Regions from separate parts of the Homo sapiens genome. Here all the other regions are linked to region 1. The links are chromatin contacts, found by Hi-C or POLR2A ChIA-PET in ENCODE. All regions are on one chromosome and are shown on one strand. The core of a region is the stretch at or near the end of the contact, and the rest is flanking DNA. Distances in the headings are between cores, read along the strand shown.

What was found. A loop is a pair of places that touch in the nucleus more often than their neighbours do. ChIA-PET counts read pairs that join two places held with the same protein, here RNA polymerase II (POLR2A). Pooled maps may share reads with other maps.
Region 2: a loop to region 1 is called in a map of B cell, with 18 times the contacts of the local background. The contact joins the promoter of LARP1 here to the promoter of ATOX1 in region 1. A Hi-C loop is called at or near these places in 3 of 168 maps with a recorded cell type or tissue (B cell, CD4-positive, alpha-beta T cell and CD8-positive, alpha-beta T cell) and 8 of 50 pooled maps. POLR2A ChIA-PET finds 5 or more read pairs at or near these places in 2 of 52 experiments (PC-9 and activated naive CD4-positive, alpha-beta T cell).
Region 3: a loop to region 1 is called in a map of CD4-positive, alpha-beta T cell, with 5 times the contacts of the local background. The contact joins the promoter of PCYOX1L here to the promoter of ATOX1 in region 1. A Hi-C loop is called at or near these places in 1 of 168 maps with a recorded cell type or tissue (CD4-positive, alpha-beta T cell), 1 of 37 single-sample maps with no recorded cell type and 6 of 50 pooled maps.

What each region holds. Positions count from the first base shown.
Region 1 is chr5:151,756,421-151,760,389 of GRCh38, reverse strand. ATOX1 (antioxidant 1 copper chaperone) reads left to right here and starts at 1,759. Exons shown (of 4, transcript NM_004045.4): 1 at 1,759-1,844. The coding sequence starts at 1,839. ATOX1-AS1 (ATOX1 antisense RNA 1) reads right to left here. Exons shown (of 4, transcript XR_007059008.1): 3 at 3,319-3,452; 4 at 2,030-2,101. RefSeq lists a silencer at 1,571-1,820 and an enhancer at 2,591-2,720.
Region 2 is chr5:154,753,756-154,757,724 of GRCh38, reverse strand. It overlaps LARP1 (La ribonucleoprotein 1, translational regulator), which reads right to left and starts at 2,348. Exons shown (of 19, transcript NM_033551.3): 1 at 1,532-2,348. The coding sequence starts at 1,967. It overlaps LOC112267936 (a long non-coding RNA gene), which reads left to right and starts at 2,705. Exons shown (of 2, transcript XR_002956231.2): 1 at 2,705-3,946. RefSeq lists an enhancer at 291-350 and silencers at 1,271-1,380, 1,661-1,740, 1,781-2,190, 2,231-2,570, 2,821-2,970.
Region 3 is chr5:149,355,962-149,359,930 of GRCh38, reverse strand. It overlaps PCYOX1L (prenylcysteine oxidase 1 like), which reads right to left and starts at 1,885. Exons shown (of 6, transcript NM_024028.4): 1 at 1,775-1,885. The coding sequence starts at 1,862. It overlaps GRPEL2-AS1 (GRPEL2 antisense RNA 1), which reads left to right and starts at 2,289. Exons shown (of 2, transcript NR_132366.1): 1 at 2,289-2,406. RefSeq lists silencers at 1,646-1,855, 1,876-2,035, 2,056-2,105 and an enhancer at 1,831-2,125.

The DNA.
Region 1 (3,969 bases), core at 510-3,009:
TATGAGCCACTGCATCTGGCCCAGGAATAATCTCTAAGATATTTTATAAAGTGAGAAAAGCAGGATGCAAAACTGTGTATACTATGCCTTTTGTTTAAGAAGGAGAGGTCAGGGTAGGAGGAAGACCTACTTTTCACTGTACGCTACTTTGTGTTATTTGAAAATTAAACAGTAGGTACATTGGGATTCCACCTGCAAATCCTACACTTATCCAAGATAACTTCTAGTAACATTGGCTGTGGTTCATTTCATGCTTATTTTAATGTAAATACACGGAATGTATGTATATATTTATGCAGGAACTACAGTCTGGCATATTTTCTTCTCCTCTTTAATAGGTCTTTATTTGTGATCTTTAACAGATCTTTATAAAGCTGTCTTCTCTTTAAATTGCTGTCTCTAGGCTTAGCCATCCCCCCAACCCATACCCCTAATTCTCTAAAACATGCCGTGGGTGGTTCGCCCTGTGTACTGTTGCTTTGGGAAGGATTTCCTTCCCTCATGTCCACTCTCCGCCTTCCCTCATGGCAATCTAGCTATCCCTAGCCCCAGGGCACAGTTGTACCCAGGACTACCAAGATGCTAAGCCTTGCCCGTACAGGACCTAATGTGCCAGTACCCTCTTTCCCTCTCCTCCTCGCCCCCTTCCCTTCCATCTTTAGGGAATTCCTGGCAGGTTGGGTAGGGGATGAATGGTTAAGGGGTATTTTGTGAGCAGCGGAAGACCCAGTGCCAGGGAGGCCAACAGAGGGCCTAGCAATTAGAGAATACTTATATATATTTTTGGTGCCTACCATGTGCCAAGCAATGTATTAAGAAGTTTGCACACATTACATGTATTCCAACAATACTGCAAAGTAGGTTTCTTGGAGGGAACCATGTGTCGTTGTTTGCCTGAAACAGTCATGGTGTTTGCCTGTTGTCCTGGCAAAATTATTAATAGCATCTCCTTTCTCTAGCAAAAGGTTCAGATAAAAAATTGTATAGTGACCTTAACTGTCCCCATCTTATACGTGAGGATATTGAGGCTTAGAGAGGTAAGTTCATCTGCCCAGGGTCACATGGCTAATAAATGATAGGGCTGAGATTAAAACTCTAGTCAGTATGGCTCTGCTAGGGACTGAACTCTGACATGGACATGAATTGTGTCCCCGCAAATTCCTATGTTGATACCCTAACCCCCAATGCGACTGTATTTAGAGACAAAGCCTGTAACAGGGCGATAAAGGCTAACCGAGGTCCAGATTATTGCCTTCTCCCCAGGCCGCCTCTCTTCCACAACCGCCCCCACCCCACTGCAGTCAGGGCCCTTCCTCCTCTGTCACAACAGCTCTGCTAACCCTGCACTATCACTGCCTGCGTCCTTCGCAGCCTCCTGCTGCTGCTCTTCCACCGCTGCGTCCTCGTTGGCTGGCGCTTAATAAAAATTGACTCGGTGAATAAATGAGTGAAACTGTCCTTTTAGGGATGGATGGATGATGTCCTGTTCAAGGCGGTGCCCTTCTCTGGCATTCCCTAACACAAGCTTGACCCGAAGTAGGCGTTCTGAAAAAGGCCGACAGTCGATGGAGGCCAACGCAGCGCCCCTCTCACCTCCTCTCTCCGTCCAGGCCGGGTGACCACGGGCCCGGCCCGCAGAAAGGAGGCGGCGCGGCCGGCAGGGATCAGGACTGGAGGGGGCGGAGCCTCCCTCGCGGCCGGGCCCGGAGTGGGAGGGGCCTCCGGGACCAGGCCTCTAGTGCGCACTCTCGGAAGCGCAGCCGAACCCGCCCTCCGAATCCAGAGAGGCGCTGCTGACACCGCCGCCACACCGCCGCCACACCGCCGCTGCCTCAGTCATGCCGGTGAGTGGTTGCGCCGTCCCCGCCACGCAGACTTGCAGTCCCGGGTTGCTTCTCGGCTGCACAGCCGCTTGACCGGATGCTGATCTTGAAGGGCTCAGGCGGCGGCCGGAGCCGCTGTTGTCCCCTAGCTTACCCCACCCAGCCCCCAGCTTTTGCGACCCTTCAGAAAATGGGATCCGAAGGGAGTTTAATCTGGGAGCCAGGCTTCAAAACGTCGGAGCTGGAAGGCCTCCAGGGGCGACAAGCCCACACCTTCCCTGCGTACACAGAGAAACAGAACCAGAGAGGGGGCAGGGGATGGGGGAGTTGGTGGCCAGCGGGAACTGAGACGCCTAGTCCCTGAGCCTTCCTCCTGGCTGCCCTGCCCGCGGAGCTGGCCTGAAGGAGGGCGGTGGGGAGGCTCTGGACAAGGGAGTGGACCCGGTTATTTCCTCACGGACCGGGCAGGTTTTCAGAGGTTCATGCTTTTCTTAATTTCCCTGCCCACTCTGGCCTACTTTTCAGATCAACTCTGGGCGACACTGAATGGAGACACTTTCTCAGCCTGAACCCATGAGCCCCAGAGAGGTTCAGGAACCCCCCCGCACAGTCACCAGTTGCTCAGTGGCTGTGTCTGGGAAGTCAGTCTTAGCCTGCCTTTGCAGATCACTCAGTCTTATCACATATATTGTTGCTCGTGGCCTCGTTTTTTATATAAAGAATTGAGGCCTTTGGCAGATAAAAATATAAAAAGCCCAGTAACTTATTCCAGGTCGTGTTGAAGTTGGCAGAGCCAGGATTCAGCTCCTTATCCTTAGGCTCCCCATCTCTCCAGGCCTGACCACATGGGAGGTGCCAGGCAAAAGCAGTCACACCGGCTTGGGAAGATGCTCTGATCTCAGTTGCATCTTGGTTAGGGTCATGTGGTGTTTAGCATTTTCTTCAGGGTGCCTAATTCATGGCTCTGGGCCAGGTGGATACCCAGAGGTATCCCACAGTTGCCATGTGTCTTTGCATCCTGTCTTTAGGGAGCTGGCAGGTGAGCCTGAGGCCTCCTGGGCAGAGCCACTGACATCTCAGGTGTCATTTCCTGTGGGTCTTGCCAGGTGCCTTGAGACAAATCCTCCAACAACAAAGTATGGATAAGGAATCTGATAGAATCAGCCCTACCAGTTGGGCAAGTCAGCCTGTGGCAATGGTAGAAGACAGTATTAATTGCCCTGGGGCTTGGGGAGTGAAGGCCACCAGGATTTTTTGTGGGGGGTGGCAATGAGGAAAAGGCTAGCTTGATCATCACTGTATTCTGTATCTTCTGGGGATTTTGACAAAAAACCCTCTGGAGCAGATGATGGGAATGAGGAGGGCACTTGGCACCATGTACCACAAGATAACAGCTGAAGGAAAGAGGGTGTTAGTCAAGGGATTTCCTCAAAACTGGAAAGGGAAGAAAAAAATATATCTATATACACATACTGGAAGGGGAAGAGTGTGTTACCTGAGAGTTTTCTCAGACAAATGCCCGAGAGCACAGGGTTTGGAATCCCAGAAACCTCTGAAAATCTGTGCCCCAGCTTGCCAACTGGGTGACCTCAGGCAAGTTGCTTTATCTCACTGCCTTGATTTCCTCATCTGTAAGATAGGGACAAAAACTTTGACCTCACAGGACTGTTGTTAGTATTAACTGGAAAAATGCCAGTAAAATATGTCACACAGCCACTGATATATCTAGTCCCCAAGAAATGGTAGCTCCTGTGTAGACGTAGGACAGGTGGGCTAGAGCTATAGGCAGGTGAGGCCGGGCATGGTGGCTCACGCCTGTAATCCCAGCACTTTGGGAGGCCCAGGCGGGCAGATCACTTTAATGCAGGAGCTTGAGACCAACTTTGGCAACATGATGAAACCCTGGCTCTACAAAAAATACAAAAAATTAGCCAGACGTGGTGGCCCGTGCCTATAGTCCCAGCTACTTGGGAGGCTGAAGTGGGAGGATTGCTGGAGCCTGGGAGGTTGAGGCTGCAGTGAGCCGTGATCGTGCCACTGCATTCCAGCTTGGGTGACAGAGTGAAAGTGAAACCCTGTCTCAAAAGAAAAAAAAAAAAGGAAGGAAGGAGAGAGAAAGAAAAGAAAGAAAGAAAGAAGAGAAGAG
Region 2 (3,969 bases), core at 1,099-3,598, 3.0 Mb before region 1:
GAAGCAACCTGAAAAGAAATAAAAATTGCAACATGCTGTTTTCAGGACTGGCTATTCTGGCTTCCCTAGGACTAGCAGTGCTTCTACTCCTTTGACGGTGAAGACATTAAGCTCCCCCTTTATTTTTGATGGTTTAAACCAGTTAGCCTCAACCAGCTACGGCAGGTGAGTTTTTTAAAAGCACCAGGGCTACGACCAGAGGCCATCATTCCAACTGCAAGACAATTTTAAAACCGACCCACCACAAACGGACCCAAAACCAAAGAATGGAGACCCGCCCTATACGCCGGCCGAGAGAGGAGAGTGGGCGCGCCCCCCCCACCCAAGCCGACGATCTATTCTCGGCAAAGGCAATGCAAGAGCAGACTCCATATTCTGCACCGCCTCTCCCCCCACGCTGACACGGCTCTGCTGGGATTTCCTGCACCCCTTACCTCCCCCCGGAAAGGGGCACGGTCCAAAAGGACCAAAACGCGGAGGAGGGAGAGGGAGGACTCGCGGAGCGCCGGTCGGCAGTCACATGCCGCTCCCCGCGCGGGGAGGCACCACGTTGTCCCGGCTGCAGAGGAATGCTGGGAAGGGGGGACGCGCACACACCCGCGCCGCGCACACGCACACTCGGGCCGCGCCGCGGGCCCGCACCCTCCTGCCACCCCCAGCGCCGCGGCCCGCACCGAACGCCGAGGCCGAGCGGCCCGCGGGCCGCCGGCGCGGCGCATGGCGCCCAACTGTCACCCGCCCGCCCAGGCCGGCCACTCCCTCCCCCGCCGCCACACGCCCCTCAAGTCGCCGCAGGCCCCTCACCCGCCTCACATTTTCCGCCAACCTCCTAACTGGCTCCCCCAGCACACTCGCCATCGGGCTCCTTCTTAAGGCGGAAGGTGCCCGGGATCGGGGAGGGAAACCACCGAATTCGATGACACGATGGGTTTCTTCTCCCCACAACTGACCCCTCAACCCGTCTCCAAATGGCGATTCTAAAGCCCAATTTCATCTCCCCGAGAACAAAACTTGTTAACTTTTAATCCCCGCATCCGTGCGGCCAGCATGTACTCCGCGCCGGGCACTGGGTTGCCCGTGACATATGCTCATTAAACATTTACAACATGGGGACGCTCGCAACGCTACCAAAACGGGGAGCGCCGGGCGGGGTGGGAAGAGGGGCTTCCAGAGGAAGGTTCAAACCAGAAACCGTCTCTTACACCAGCATGCGGTGGGGATCGTTTCACTGAAACCAGCGCCCACCCTCTGCCGACGAGGTAGGCCCGAACCACACCGTTGCCCACTAACCGCTGCGGCCCAGGCGGTGGCCGTAGCCTCCCGGAGGCCGGGCCCTCGGGCAGGGGCAGGTCCCTGAGTGTACGGTGGGGGGGAGGGCGCGGCGACCAGGATCAACCAGGAGGCAATTTTAAAAAGTCCCGAGTCACCATGACCGGTAGCAGACCCCGGGGCCCTGGAGGTGCTGGGGGAGGGGACTCCCATGTCCCCGGAAGAGGCCCCCGGACCCAGGAGGGCAAGGAGGGAGACCCACCTGGGGGGGACTGTCCGTTCACGGTGGTCAGGACCGGCGGCAATGCGTTCTTAGTCCACGGGTTCACCTTGGGCGGGGGGGCTTCCACGAAGTCCCGGCGCCCCGCGCCCGCGGCTCCGGCAGCTCCTCCGCCAGCGCCTGGCTCGCCGCCGCCCTCCTCCCCGTCGCTGATGGCCGGGCCTTCGGCGCCGGGCAGCTGCAGCGGCCGCGGGCTCTCGCGCTCCTGCTGCCCGGTGCCCTCCTTGTGCGGCTTGGCGCAGGGCGGCCGGGGTCTCCGAGCGCTGCCGTCCGGCTCCCCCCCGCGGACGTCGTTTGGCCCGGGCTCGCCCTTGCCCTCGGGCGCCGGCGGCGGCTTCTTCCTCACCAGCCCCCCGTGCTCTTCGGCCTGCAAGAGCGTGGCGCCCCCAGGCAGCAGCGGCTCCACCTGAGTGGCCATCTGCGCGCCCGCCCCCCCGGAGAAGCCGGGCGCGCCCGAGGCTGCCTCCCCCGCCTCGAACTTGGCTAGCAGAGCGCCCGCGACGCCTTCCTCCGGGGCGCTGGGCCCCAGTCCCTGCAGAGAAGGGTCGGGGTTCACGCGAGGTGCGGCCCCCTCCCAGTTAGATGCAGCCGCCGTAAATCCGAGGCCCACTAGCGGGGCGGGGGGGGAGGAAGGCCCCCCACTCTGCAGTCCAGGCCTCCTAGGCGTGCGTCCCCCCCCGCCCGTTCCTCGCAAGACGCCCCCACCCCGAGCCCGGCAGGCTTCTAGTCCCGTCCCTCCCTCCCCCCCGCCCCCGGGGCGGCCCGGGCTTCCCGGCTCGGGGGCTGCAGCAATATGGACGGACGGGGGAGAGGCGCGGCGAGCCAAGCAGACCACGCGATCCGCGGCAGGCGGCGGGCGGGCGCGCGCCTCACGACGCGGCGGGCGAGGGGAGGGGACGGCGCAGCGGGGGCGCGCCGCTGGCCGGGCCCTGGGCGACGGGCGGGCAGGAGGCGGCGGGACGGCGCGCGCACGGCTACGCGGTCCTGCCCCTCGCCCCGCCCCTCGTCTCCGATTCCTCAGAGCACCTCCCGGGCTGGGGGTAGGGACGCTCAGACCGGACGGGGGCGAGCACGTGCCTGATGCAATTCGGGAGTTGTCGGTGGGGGCGCTGACGGGGATAGGAGAGAAGGCTGGGCGAGGAGGGGAGGTATCTTAAAGGGCCAGCGCGTGAGAGCGGCCTCAGGTGGAGCACATGGGACCCGGCCACGCGGCCTGCCGGGCCTGCTCGTGCTCTTTAGGCTGGGTGTCAGATTCAGGGGAAGGAGCCATTAGTGTCATTCCTGACTTCTAGGAGGCCGAAGGGAGGACCCTCATCCGCCCCGAGGACGCGCCAACGCCGCCCCCTCCCCTGTGCCCGGCGGGCCTGGCCCCTTCGGTCCCCGCCCGGGTGACCTTGGTTGGGTGAGCCGTCCGCACCTCAGTGGGTTGTGCTCCGCGCCTCGCCGCCGCTGGGCCTGGCCTCGACACTACCCGGAGATGGGTTCAACTCCGGGCCTGGAAAGCGAGTCTTTAGCCCTTGCGGGCAGCCGGCGCCTAGGAAGTGGGAACGGAATTACTAAAGCCCTCACCCAGGCCAGGCCCTTCTCCCCGCCGCGAAACCTTGTATTTATGGGCAGGAAATGTCTTTTCTTTCAAGTGGATGTCGTTTTTTTTCTAAAGAATTGCTTTGGGCGGAGTTGAACCGTCCCTGGATTGGGACTTCTGAGATCTGAGATTTTATCCTGGCCCTGCCCCCTTACCATCTCTGCAGCAGTGACTTCCAGCTTCGTGGGCCTCAGTTTCTCTATTGTAAAATGAAGGAGCAGTGTATGACAGCAGTTTCAAACTTCAGTGTACATTCGATTCAATACTTACTGACCTCGTACTGTGGGGGCCTTGCAGGGTTCTAGGAAACGGGTTTGGTATAAACTAGGCTAACAAAGTCCCTATCCTCATGGAATTTATTCTAAGGTGGGGAAAGAGACAATAAACAAGTAATAAATTATTGTCTAGTATCTATGAAGACAATAGTTAAACTGTGGTAATCAGTTAGACTAGATGGGCTACTTTTGTTTGGGTGATAAGGGAAGACTTCTTTGAACGCAGATGCCAAAGTATTAGGAATCAGGCTCGGTCTGGGACTGGACCCAGAAATCTGCGTGTCTAGCAAGATCCCTTTGGTGCTTATGACTTCACTTGGAGAAGTCCTGGCTTCTGACTGGCTGTGATCCCACGTGCTCACATAACATAACAGCCTGGAATGTTGGCCATCTCCAAAACAAGAATTAGAGCACACGACCTGCTGGATCTAGGAGAAGACTGAATGAAAAGCCTCTTGGAACTGCCCCAGCCAGCAAAGCTGAGCTGTAGGATTGTTGTAACCAGTATGGGGGAGAAGTACTGGTAGGGATAGCCAGGTAATGCCATGTCTACTTCCAAC
Region 3 (3,969 bases), core at 636-3,135, 2.4 Mb after region 1:
CCTGATGCCACTTGGGGGTTCTCAGATTTGGTCCTGCAGAAGCACAAGCATTAAGCCATCCTAACAGGAATCCGCATTCTTGTTGTGGGTAGAGTCCAAACCACCAAGGATGAACAGAGGCTCCCGTCAGAGGGCTGAGGAAAATCTAGAAAGCTGAAGGGCAGTGAGGCATTGCCAAGTGTCCTGCTCTGGATGACTCTTGGATGGGGCCAGAAGGGCCAGCTGGGAGGAAGGAGGCAGAGAGCTCCATGTTGCCACAATGCAGCAATTCTGCTGGGTGGAGGTCCTGCTCCTTCCCCAATGGTGAGAAATGTCCTGTCCTGTTGCCTGTTCCTAAGAAAACGGGGAGTGCCCTGCATATTCCCACAGCACACTCTGCTTACTCCTAGCCACACTGTATTCAAACGATCTAAGGACAGAGAGAGAACACATGGTCACTCATGGATACTGCCTGCCTAACTCTTCCACATCCTTCAATGCCTGGCTCAAACTCCACCTTCTCCATGAGGGCTTCTCTGGCTACTCTAGCCTCAGGATTCTCTTTTCTTGGCAAGCACTAAACTCTCAGTCTCAAACTGGTTTCTGGCATGCTTCAGTCTTCTTAACCCTGTATGGCCTGGGCTGTGGTTCTGCTACACAAGAAGCTTTAGCACTGCACTGGACCCTGTAAGTTTGTGATGCTTCTATCAGATGTTCCAGGCACTCCTGCCAACTGGGGTGCATGGAGAGTGGCCTAGCGGAATAGAGTCTTTGTCCTCCCACCCCGAAGCCCAGGATCTCTGCCTGTGGGAATATCACGTGTGAGGGACTTGAAAATCTTCACGAGTCATGTAGTTAAAATGACAGTTGTTGAGGGAGGAAAAAAAAAAGCAACTGTAAACACATATGACACTCTAGTCAATGATATGCACGATGACGTATTTAGTGAGGTGTCCTGATGTCTGCAATTTATTTGGAGATGCATCAAAATGTAGGCTGGATTCGTGGATGTCTAGAACAGTGCGTGATAGTTATGTGACACAGCAAGTATAGCAGCAGTTAATGGCAGAATGTAGGTGGTGGGTATACAGATGACCACTATAAAATTCTTGCTGTACATCTGAACATTTTCAAAATAAAGTATTGGGGAAACCACACACACAATAAACAAAAAGACTGTTGTTAAAAGTTCCCCGTTCTGTCAGCAAATCTCCAGCGGACCTAGTGTTCTGTCTCTGCCAGGACTGTCTCCTATCGACCTGGGGGTGGTTTGGCTTAGATGTTACTTCCAGGAAGCCCTCCCAGGGCCGCAAAGACAGGGTGAAGCGCCCCTCCTCTGCATGCACCGTACTTCCTCAGCTCAGCACGGACTTCCCTGTACTGTGAGGGCTCTACCCCAGCAGGAACTACAGCACCACGTCTGCTACACAGAGAGCCCTCAACCAACCTCTGTGAATGCCATCGCCCAGCCTCTCTGTCCTCTGTCACCCGGGCGCCTAGCCAACAGCCAGGACCATGGCAGATGCTCAGCGACCCTGGACCTCCCGGTGAGATCCGCGGCCAGTCCTGCCCAGGCCTCTTTTCCGTCCTAGGTGGCCCTCTTCACATGCCATGCCCCGGCCCCATCAGGACCTTCCCTGCCGCGTCCCCTTCGGCGCCTCTCCTCCACCCAGCTCCTTTTCCGAGGACCCCTCCCTCACCCAGCCGCCCTCCTATACCCCACCTAGCTGAGAACTGAGAACCCTTTACCCGCCGGCCCTCCCCAGCTGGGAACCCCACCGCGTCCTTCCCGCACCGATTTTGCCCGGCGGGGCATCTCCGCCAGCAGCGGCGGCGGCGAGGAGCGCGGTCAACGCGGCGAGCAGCGGGGCTGCGCGGGCCATGGCGGGCGGCGAGCGGGCAGCACGCCGGATTCAGGCGCTAGCGGGTTGGCGCTCGGCTCTCCGCCCCGCCCCGGCGCCCCACTGGCAGTCCCGCCTTCCTGCCGCGCCAGACCCAGCTCCGCATTGGCCAAGCCGCCGTCCCTCTCCAGCACGAGGCCCTCATTAGCTCCATCTCTCTCGGGGTAGGCTCTCTCATTGGCAGCTTCCCCGTTCCGCCCCGCCCCCCGCATGCGGGCTCCTCATTGGCTGGGTTCATTCTTGCCCGGCGCAGGTGTGCCCGCTTCGGGTCCTCAGCATCAGGACCAGGGCCCAGCTGCGGCAGAGGGATGAAACAGACCAAAGTGAAGCTTTGAAGACCTCGGTTATGTCCAGCCTCTGCGTTATTAGCTCTGTATCTTCTCTGTGTCTGTTTCCTCTATTATAACACAGACGAAGAATCCTGCTCCACCTTTCTAGGTGGTTGTAACCATCTTATGAGATAAGGGAAGCCTTTTGCAGTGTCTGCAAGTGCTGGAAATTGCTGACCAAGCATGCGGCCAGGGTGGTAAGACGCTACCTCATTCATATGCTGACACAAGCCCTATGCTTTCTATACTGCTGTTATTTATGTGTTTGCAGTTTTTATATAGTTAATATCTCTGCTTTCTGCTTCCTAAAAACCAAAAGGCGGGGGAAGGTTTCATCTACTCTCTTTTCAGAAAGGAGAAAAGGAGGGATAAACTCCCATTTTCATCCTCTAAGAAGACAAGAGCAGCAGCTCAGACTTGCTAGTTTATCACGCTGTGAAAAACAGACTTCCTCTGGCAGAAAATAAAGTTAGGGATGAGTTTCAGAATAAAGAAAATCCGGAGGCTGGGGGTGGCTCAAGCCTGTAATCCCAGCATTTTGGAAGGTCAGGCGGGAGGATCGCTTAGGCCAGCAGTTTGAGACCAGCCTGGGCAACATAATGAGACTCTGAGACCCCGTCTCTTAAAAAAAAAAAATTCGCCAGGAGTGGTGGTGCACACCTGTAGTCCTAGCTATTCAGGAGGCAGAGGTGGGAGGCTTGAGACCGGTAGTTTGAGGTTACAGTGTTCTATGATTGTGCCACTGCACTCCAGCCTGAGTGACAAGAGTCCCTGTCTTTAAAAATAAATAAATATATAAAAATAAATGAAATCCATATTTACTCAGTGAGATTATGGCTAAAATAAGAAACTGGGCCGGGCACAGTGGCTCATGCCTGTAATCCCAGCAGTTTGGGAGGCCGAGGTGGGCAGATCACTTGAGGTCAGGAGTTCGAGACCAGCTCGGCCATCATGGTGAAACCTCATCTCTGCTAAAATGCAAAAATTAGCTGGGCTTGGTGGTGTGCGCCTGTAATCCCAGCTACTCGGGAGGCTGGGGCAGGAGAATCGCTTGAACCTGGGAGGCACATGTTGCAGTGAGCCGAGATTGTACCACTGCACTCCACCGTGGGTGACAGAGCGAGACTCTGACTCAAACAAAAACAAAAACAAAAAACTGAAGTGATTCAGAGAATGGTGAAAGAGCTTATAGCTGGGGTTCTAACTCAGCACTGAGACTTAATTTACTTGGGCCAAACTGGATTACTACTAGTAAACTGGTAGATGAATAATCATGCATTTGTCATAATCTTAAACTTTTTTTTTTGGCAATGTTTGTGTCAGGATGCAACACCTTTTAAGTTCATTTCCAAAGGTTCAAGATACTCCCTTAAACAGTTTTTAAAACAAGCACTCATTGACCACTATGTGCCAAATTCTCTTATGAACTTATTCTGATTCTTGTCATTTTTTTGTAGGGTAAATCATGTTAGTGTTCAAATTCATCTTCTTGACTATACTTTGCTTGTAATTTTAGGGTCCTTTGTAACTCTTAAATCTAGAGCTGTTTTTTTCTGTTAGGAAGCCCTTCCAACCCTACTAGCCCATTGACAATGTGTGCGCTCATCAACATTGTAAGAGAGGTTCGAAAGAGCTGATAAGGGAAAAGCAAGTAGGCACAATTCTTGTGGCACAAAGGTGCCAGACTGGGAATGCAGTGGGGTGACTGTATCATTTTATCTGCTGTTGTGTAACAAACCATTAAAAAATGTAGTGGCTTA